2 separate regions of the Homo sapiens genome follow, and region 2 is linked to region 1. The links are chromatin contacts, found by Hi-C or POLR2A ChIA-PET in ENCODE. All regions are on one chromosome and are shown on one strand. The core of a region is the stretch at or near the end of the contact, and the rest is flanking DNA. Distances in the headings are between cores, read along the strand shown.

Region 1 (4,521 bases), core at 1,236-3,735:
AGACGTCTGATCTTCACTTCTTACGTCTCAAAAATAGACTGCTAACCACTCGAATATGTCTGCAGAAGAAAGAGGAGAAAGAAGATGAAAAGAAAATTACAAGTACAAGTAAAGAAAATGCCTGTACTTCACTGTGCCTCCTGAATCAGGGAGGGAGGACTTTCCACATTTTTGCATACTAGAACTTGTGCAACAAACACAGGGTCATTTATATAACAAGACAGCATGCTGAGTACATTTTCTGAAAGTACAAATTTGTTTTGTGTGATGGTGACTACCCTATAAGCTTTCCATTTATTTCAACTCCATATATTCCTCTCATGTTTGTCTCCCAATTTGCTCTGGAATAGAATGGCCACATAAATTACATTTAAAAATTGTTTGGTTTGAGATAAATGTTAAAATAATAAAATTACCAGATTTATATGAATTTTAAGAAATCATATTTCTCTATCCATTACCAGTGGTTAACATTATTCTAACATTTCTATTTTTTAAGTATGATTTTATAATTCTAATAGAAAATGGATATCCTATAATCTCATCAATTTCTATGTCATCTCTTTGAAGGCTCACAAATTCCCAAATCAAACAAAAGGCTTTAAAAGAAACATTTGATGTTTTTGAGTAATGTGCAGGAAATTAATGAATATAAACTTATTTTTGTATTTTATGCTGCTTATTTAAATATTTAGAATATGGTTTTAATTACCATGAAACTTTACTAAACATCCACCTGTCAGTAAAGAAACTGATTATTTTTTGTAGATTTGCATTCTCCTGAAAAAGAAACAGGTGTGAAAACCTGCAGGTATTTATCCACCAACAAAAAATAAAGGATATCTGTGAAATGTGGAGGAAGAAGTAAACACGAATATAATCTTAAAATTGCAAAATCTCAGTATGTGATTCCAAACTCCAAGAACAAAAAGATTCCATGGAAGAAGGGAAATGCCTTCTTATCCTTGTGGAACCGTTCTCAAATACCAGGAATCTCATTCAGTTGTATCTATCTATCTATCTATCTATCTATCTATCTATCTATCTATCAATCTAGTTATAGTTTTTGATCCCTACAACAATCTTCCATGATGATTTATGGTAATATATTCTAATTTTATTGATGTAAGAATTATGGTTAAATTAAGAACCCAGGTGGAAGTTTCCTTTGAGCCTAAAAGTTCATCAGCCTGGGAAAAACAGCAAGACTTCCACTCTAAAAAAAAAAAATTTAAAGATTAATTTTTTAATTAATTTCTTAATTACAGGTTGCATGTGCCTGTAGTATCTGCTACTTGGGGGCTGAGGCAAGAAGATGGCTTGACCCCAGGAGGTCAAAGCTACAGTGAGCCCCGATGGCACCACAGCACTTCAGCCTGGGGGATGGAGTGAAGAACTAAGGTTAAGCAATTTTCCCAAGATCTTAATGATCATAAATGGAATTTCCTTATTTGCTATTAAATGTCTGTGAATCTGCTGCCATCTTCTCTATTACTCCCCATATTGGTCAATTTATATCTTTCTTCCTTTTTTCTTAGTCATTCTTGCTAGAGGTTTATCAATTCCATTGGCCTTTTCAAACCACAGGTTTTGGGTATTATTGATTTTTCTCTACTGGGTTTCTGTTGTTCTTTTTAATTTCATTGATTTCTGCTCCTTTTCATTTCCTCCCTTCGGCCTGCTTTGTGTTTATATTGCTCTTTCATTTCTGGTTTCTTTGATTGACTTGAGCCCTTGCTTTTTTCTTTCCTTTTTTTTTTTTTTTGAGACGGAGTCTCGCTCTGTCTCCCTGGCTGGACTGCAGTGGCGCGATCTCAGCTCACTGCAAGCTCCACCTCCCGGGTTCACGCCATTCTCCTGCCTCAGCCTCCCGAGTAGCTGGGACTACAGGCACCCGCCATCAGGCCCGGCTAATTTTTTGTATTTTTAGTAGAGACGAGGTTTCATCGTGTTAGCCAGGATGGTCTCGATCTCCTGACCTGGTGATCTGCCCACCTCGGCCTCCCAAAGGGCTGGGATTACAGCCGTGAGCCACCGCGCCCGGCCTGAGCCCTTGCTTTTTTCTAATGGAAGCATTAATGCTACAATTTCTCTCTAAATTGCATTCAGTGGGAGAGAGAAGAAGGTGTGAGCCTGCTCCATCTTGTACAGAACCAGAGCCCTAGAGGTTAGGTTAAGTGAAGCATTAAGCAGCATGGAATAATCCTGAGCTTTGGAATCAAATTGGCTTGGGTTCCATTCACTATCTACCTGACCAACTGTGTGTCTTCGGAAAAGCTCTTAGAAGCCTCATTTTCTTGATTACAGTTGTTATAAAATGAGACAAAAATTCTTATTTCTGGTGTTTCCATGAGAATGCATATAAGAGAATGTAGAAAGGCTATACATAATTGCTTGATAGATTTTTTTTTATTGTTCTTTCCCTTATAGTCTTGATTGTTTCCATAGTTCAGGTCACAGAGGTTTGACTGTCCATACACATCACCATGACTCACAACAAATCTCGGCTTCTTCACCCCTCGCATCTTGACCTCTGCTACTTGCCTACTTATTTAATATTCAAATGTGCTCAGCAATTATTAATCACCTATTCCATGCCAGGTATTGTGCTAAGTTTTTCCTCATATATTAGTTTTGAATGTCAAATATATTATTGTGGAGGAAGTTATCATCCAACTTTTCCTTACAAATAAAAAAAAAAGACAAGTCCTTGCCAAGTTTACACAATTTGTATGGTATGAAGCTAAGATTCAAACCCATGGCAGCTTGGCTGTAATTCTGTGCTTTTCTTAATACACTACAGCTGCTCCTCATTTTCACCCTTTACCTGTCTGGCTTTCTCAGTATCAGTCTATTGACATGCTCTAATAGCTTAAAGGTCTCAGACCCAGGATTGCTGACTCTAGCCTGGACATCTGTCTCCCTTTACCATTTCAGCTGTGGCCCTGGGGCTCCCACCGCCTACTATCCGGACATCAAAGTGTGAAACACCAGAAGCATGGCAGGCCCAGTGAATTCAAGGTAGTGTTTAATTAAACATGCACCCACTACTTAGGAAAGTATATACTTTTTGAATTCCTAAAAGCAAACCTTTTCAATGTATTAAAATTAGAGATTTGTATTCATAGCTGAATGGAGAATTGCTTCTTACTATCACCATTTCCATTTCCAGTCAAGGACAAATCTGCTTTTCCTAAAACATAATGTCAGTTCCTATCATTCCTATGTGCACTGTGGGTCTATCACAGATACATATCCTTCATCATAATGCTTTTCTAAGTAATGAGTCTATAAGCCCCTCTACTCTCCTTCTCCTCAAAGTTTCCCTGAGCCAGGACAGACTTAAGAATGAATCATGCTCTACTCATCCCACTGGCATTTTAGTTCCACTCTGCCCACCCCTGCAGGCTCTTTACCTTCATTAAAGTCAGGATGTCTTAACTAACAAGAAATAAGTAGAGCCAGGGCAAAAGATGAGTAGAGCCAGAGCTATTTCCACGTGAATCAGAAACAAGTGTAGATAGGGAAGATCTAGAGATGGGGGCGGGGTTGGGTAGGAGCAGTACTAGAGGCAGAAGGAAGAGATGGGAAGGGAGATAGATTGAGGGAGGCATCACAGACAGAAGAGAAGACCCTCAGCTGAACTCTGGGGTCCCTATTCTTCAGTCAGCAGCTTGGCTTAGAGCAAGACACTCATCTTCTCTGGTGGCCCCTTTCCTCCTTTTTAATTAAGGGTTTGGGATTAGATGACCAGAGGGTTACATATGGTCCTTACATCCCAGGCTGTTCTGAAAATAGCACAGCTTTACACATTTGCAAGTATAGTAAGAAGTCCCTCTTTCTTTCCACACTGACTATTGTACAAAAATTAAATTGAAATTTGGTTGCTGAGAACCTAAGCCACATTTTCTTTCAGTAACATCAACATTCTACATGATGCTTAACATGTCGACTAAACCCTGGTGAACCCATGATGGACTTGAACTGTACTAGAATGACATACAGCTCCCAGGAGAAGAAAGGGAGAGAGGGTGAGAACCAGTTTCCTGAAATATTGCTGAGCATGGAGTATCTTCCTATCTACCCTACTAGCCCTTTCTTCATGGCCCCATAGCCCACTAATAGTGATTTCAGTAAGCCCCATTTCTCAAGAAGTCGTGGGCTACAACATCAGCATCCAATTAATTCCCTCATCAAAATTTCTGGGTGGGTGTGGTGGCTCATGCCTGTAAGCCCAGCACTTTGGGAAGCCCAGGCAGGTGGATCACCTGAGGTCAGGAGTTCGAGACCAACCTGGCCAACATGGCGAAACCTCGTCTCTGCTAAAAATACAAAAATTAGCCAGGCATGATGGAACTTGCCTGTAGTCCCAGCTACTTGGGAGGCTGAGGCAGGAGAATTGCTTGAACCTGGGAGGCAGAGGTTGCAGTGAGCCAAGATCGTGCCCCTGCACTCCAGGCTGGGTGACAGAGTGAGACTGTCTCAAAAAAAGAAGAAAAAATATTTCCTAGGAACCTCCCC
Region 2 (4,521 bases), core at 640-3,139, 67 kb after region 1:
AAAGCTAGGTAAGAACAATGCAGCACACCCCAGAGCAATTAAAGCTCATGCACAGCCTTGTTGGGCAGGGCAATTGATTTTAGCAGGCTTGGAACAAGAACGGGCCTCAGGCATGCTATTTTGCAGACAGAATAAAAGAACATCAGAAAAGAAAAGTGACTTGCCCAAGTTCACAGTCAGTTAAGTCAACGATGGGGCAAAAGCTCAGGCCTCTGGGTGCTTTCTCAGTATGGCTTTTATCTGCACCTGATTTCACAAAACAGACTGGAATGTGCTGAGAGGCTGCCAGGCAGGTGGTCAGCATCCATGCAGTGGGTGCTCTCACCAATGCCACACCTGGAGAGGAGGAGGGCAAAGCAGATGTCGTCCGGGTGATTTTCAGCCCTGGGCCCTTCCCCGTTCACACCTCAGGCTTCTCAGCATGTATTGCTTTGCCATGCTTTCCTCAGCTTACAGTAATAACTCCTTTTGCCTGCCACCCACACTGACATGAGCCCCCACTTAGAGATGGCTTCGTGAATATTTCAAATTTTATCAGGTGCTTTAATTAAATCATTGACATTTATGTCAGAGAGTACAAGACTGAAGTTCACTGAGGGTGGTCGTCTTGCCCAGGGTCATCGAACTGGAACTGGCACAGCCAGGATTTGCACCTAAACCTGTTGGACTCCAAGGCCCATGTTCTCTCTACTTAGAGGATAACAGCCAAGACTTCTGATTTCCTACCAGTTTCAGAAAATATGGAGCTCCCACAGCATAGGAATTCTCTCCATAACAGAATGTTATGGCTAAAAGCATGACCCATCTAAAATTCAACTTCGAGTATTTATTTAACAAATAACTACAGTACTTCATTAACTACTATAGCAGATATTTAATAAACAACGTTGTAATATGTGCCATTCAAAGCACTTTACATATATTGAAGCTTTTTGTCTTCCTAAAAACGACATAAAGTAGGAACTATCATTTTTCCATTTTACTGATGACAATACTGAGGCTCAGAGACATCCAATAGATTACCTAGAATTACATGGCTGGTAGGTGGAAGAACTGGTATTCAAATCCAGGCAGCCTGGCTCTACACTCTTGGCTTTTAATCGCTAAGCCATACTCCCCTCTCTAGTTTTGTAGAAATCTTAATAGAATGGAGTATGCATGTCTTTGCCTTCTCAAATTGAGAATAGTGAACCTAGTTGAGCCTTCTGCTTATAATTCAAGGTGACCCACATGAATTTGGAACATTACATCCACTACAGCATGCCTAATACTACCCTCAGACATTTTAGATTGCAAGAGTAAATTTCCCCCAAGACTGGCCCCAGATTGCTGTTCTTATGAAGTTCTTTCCAATTTTTAAAGCTCTTCTATTTATTTCTTCTGCTATCTTCCCTCAGCGACTATGGCTATCTATATATATTATTCATGACCTTGCTTTAAAAGGAATTATCTGGTTCTGTGTCTCTGCAAGATTATCTTGCCTTCTAACACAGCAAAACACATCAGCTTTATGACAGCAATACTTTCTCAAAATTTTTTTCTAGACCCAGTGGCATGTCCCAGCTTGATGTGGCTCCATAAGTGTGTGATATTGTTTAAGATTCTGCTCAAATGGACTCCCTGATTCTGAACCTTGGGAAGGAAGGGTATCAGCAGCATCGGAAGGGAGGCTCTCTGGAGTTTTTCTATGGAGGAAGTCGCCACACACACAAATGCCGCATTGTCAACTCTCTAGAACACAGTCATCTCACAACTGTGGAATGTCCCTCCTTGCCAAACCCTCAGGACGACAGCAGTTGAAACTTTCATATACGGAGGAGTGGAGGCTCCTACGGAAGAAAAGAGGAAGAGCCAGTGCTTGATGCAGGCTTTTGACACTTCAAGTTGGGCAATGTTTTTGGTTTCAGCAAAGTTGCTAAAAACCACAATTCCCAAGGTTGGCCTGAACTTTGATTCAGAGCTTGAATTGCTAAGAAAGGTGGGGCTGGCCACAGGTTTCACTTGGCAGCAGCTCGCTTCTTCCCTGTGGGCGGCTACCCCTGCTGTCCTTTTCCATGCGGAGTTCCTGGCCATGGGTCCATGGTCAGTAGGTGCTTCTCTCTTACACCCTGGGTCACAGCACAGCAGTGGCTCTCAAGGCGGGCCCCCCTGGCCAGCCACAGCAGCATCACCTAGAATCTGTTAGAAATGCAAATTCCCTACTGAATCAGAAACTCTGGTGCTGGGGCCCAGCAAGCTGTGTTTTAACAAGTGCCAAAGGTGATCTGAAGCACCTGCAAGTCTGAGAACCATGACAATAGAAGAAAAGGAAATGCAGACAAATGAGAAGAAAAAAGTGAATTTAGAAATAAAGGGAAGATTCAAGCCCAGTGAGTGACCCCTGTCATCAGAGGGGTGTGGCAGGTGGCCCTACAAGAGCTTCACAGCGCAAGTCAACTTCCCATGAGCCCAGACAGGTCTACAGATGTGGCTCTCCAGACTCTATGTTGAGAGGAATGTTGAGGCCATACCTCAGAAGGAAATCACACAGAGACAAATAAGCAAGGCTGTGTGGGCCAGGAGGAGCAGGGGACAACCTGCCAATTTGCCCCTAAGGGCGAGAAATTGAAACTGGGGTTAGAGAGTTAGACAAGCACCTTGGATAGAGCCCTATAGTGTTTTTTGTTTTTGTTTGTTTGTTTGTTTGTTTTTTTACTGAGCAGGTCTTACTATGGTAACACCTGGTCATAAAATTCTAAAATCATTTGTTTAGAAAAGGATATGGCAATTCACTGAGCCCAGTTCCCCAGCCATGGTCTCCAGCACACTTCCACTAAGAAGCCCCTAGCAATGGAAGGTCAGCTGTCTCTAAAAGCTGTGCATTCTATCTTTGGAGAAATGTGGACCTGAAACGTTTCTGCAGACATCCTGGCCCTCCCTGAAAGTTTTACCCTATGAGGGACTCAACAGAGGTGATTTGACATTAGGACACTCTGATGCACACATGCACACAGTAGTTCTCAGAAATGTGACTTTCTTTCTTTCTTTCTTTATGACAGTCCTTCCTCTAGGGTGCTGGGCATGCCTTCGTTTCTCTATTCTGTGAGTACTTGTGCTCATGGGGCCTGCGCTGGGTGCTGAAGAGACATTGCTCAGGTGAGCAAAACAATCAGGGGCCTGCCTTCTGGAAATTGAATCTAATAGGAGCATCAGATATTAAACAGCTAGAAAAATACATATTAAATTTTCAGTGTGACAAGTATATAAAATAAAAAATTCCACAAGAAATCTTATCAAGTTCCTTTCCATGAAAAGAACGAACTTGAATTGTTATTGTCTGTCTTGCGTTGAGTCTTTGGACTCATTGTTAATTGATCCAATGTCATTTTAGCCAGCTCTTAACCTCCACACTTTTTCTTCCTTCATAGGAAAATTCCACTGCCACAAAAAGTACAAGGAAATATGCTATGCAATCCTACCTTTATGAAATTTACAATCTAGTATAGGAGATGAACTTAAAATAATTGTAAGGAAGCTGTGAACCATTTCTGCAATACATGTTTAAGCGTGGAAGGGAGAGTTGCGAAGAAGGCATTAACAGCAACTCACGGAAAGCTTCAGTGGGAAGGTGGGATGTGAGCTGAGTCTTTTAGGATGAGCAAAATGTGAAAGGTAAGCAAAACAGAGCAGCCTCTGCTGTGTGTGGCGGGGTGGGGGGGTTGTGGGGGGAAGGAGGGGAGGGAGGGGAGAGAGAGAGAGAGAGAGGTTTCTATCTTAATAATAGAGATGTTATAGTGAAAATGGCACACAAAATGCACCAACAAGATCTGTTTTTTTTTTTTAGGCCCTTCAACTATTTTTTTAGGCCCTTCTTGCTTGTATTTTATGATTTACAAATTTTCATACTTTTGTAATCAGGAAAAATAAATATGATATCAAACTTAAAGTTAAAAAATGCATCCAAAGGCACTGACGTACGCCAGGCAGGCAACTTCATTCTCCCATGTGTCCAACACAGAACTCACAAGACTCTTGGCTGGATGTCCTCTTTTCAGGAAAGAAGGTTCATTTTTAGAGATAATTACACACTGTGTAAGCATAGAAGTCTCCCTTTTATTCTGAATGGTTTCCTGAAAACGCTGTAACTACTGCATTTAGTTGTGGCAAACTTGGGTGTTCAAGAGGCATGGAACAGCCAGAAAGGGTTCATAAAGCCTGGGCCAGATTCAGCACAAAGATTTTTCTAGGCTCAAAAAAGGGTCTGTAACTGGACCAGACTGATCTGAGCACCTCCTCATACTTTCTGGCTGTTTCTGATCTATCCTCGACATGTTACACCGTATTCTTGTTTAATCTTTATAGCACAGAGGGGATAAAGAACACAGAGGCTTAGGAAGATGAGGGTGGTCGGTGGGTATCACATCGCTACCTTGATCCAGGCCTGTCTCCGCTCTCCGCTGAACCAAGCTTACACCATGGGGTGCTCATCCTGGCCTTGCTCTCTGAGGAACTTTCCAATAGTAGGTGCATTTATTTTAAGGC

The links. Hi-C counts contacts between places; a loop is a spot of excess contacts on that map. ChIA-PET counts read pairs that join two places held with the same protein, here RNA polymerase II (POLR2A). Pooled maps may share reads with other maps.
Region 2: a map of mammary epithelial cell shows a loop between it and region 1 (4-fold over the local background). The contact joins two enhancer-like sites. A Hi-C loop is called at or near these places in 1 of 168 maps with a recorded cell type or tissue (mammary epithelial cell) and 7 of 50 pooled maps. POLR2A ChIA-PET finds 5 or more read pairs at or near these places in 1 of 52 experiments (naive thymus-derived CD4-positive, alpha-beta T cell).

What each region holds. Positions count from the first base shown.
Region 1 is chr2:7,704,491-7,709,011 of GRCh38, forward strand. No RefSeq gene overlaps it. Among named protein-coding and RNA genes, the nearest start is that of LINC01871, 19 kb to the right of the region's middle. Within about 2 kb of position 2,486, at least 2 of the 41 ENCODE cell types and tissues checked have a DNase peak (open chromatin) inside an H3K27ac peak, as active enhancers do; they include mammary epithelial cell, where a contact is called at or near this core.
Region 2 is chr2:7,771,707-7,776,227 of GRCh38, forward strand. No RefSeq gene overlaps it. Among named protein-coding and RNA genes, the nearest start is that of LINC01871, 48 kb to the left of the region's middle. RefSeq lists an enhancer at 1,996-2,045. Within about 2 kb of position 1,890, at least 4 of the 41 ENCODE cell types and tissues checked have a DNase peak (open chromatin) inside an H3K27ac peak, as active enhancers do; they include mammary epithelial cell, where a contact is called at or near this core.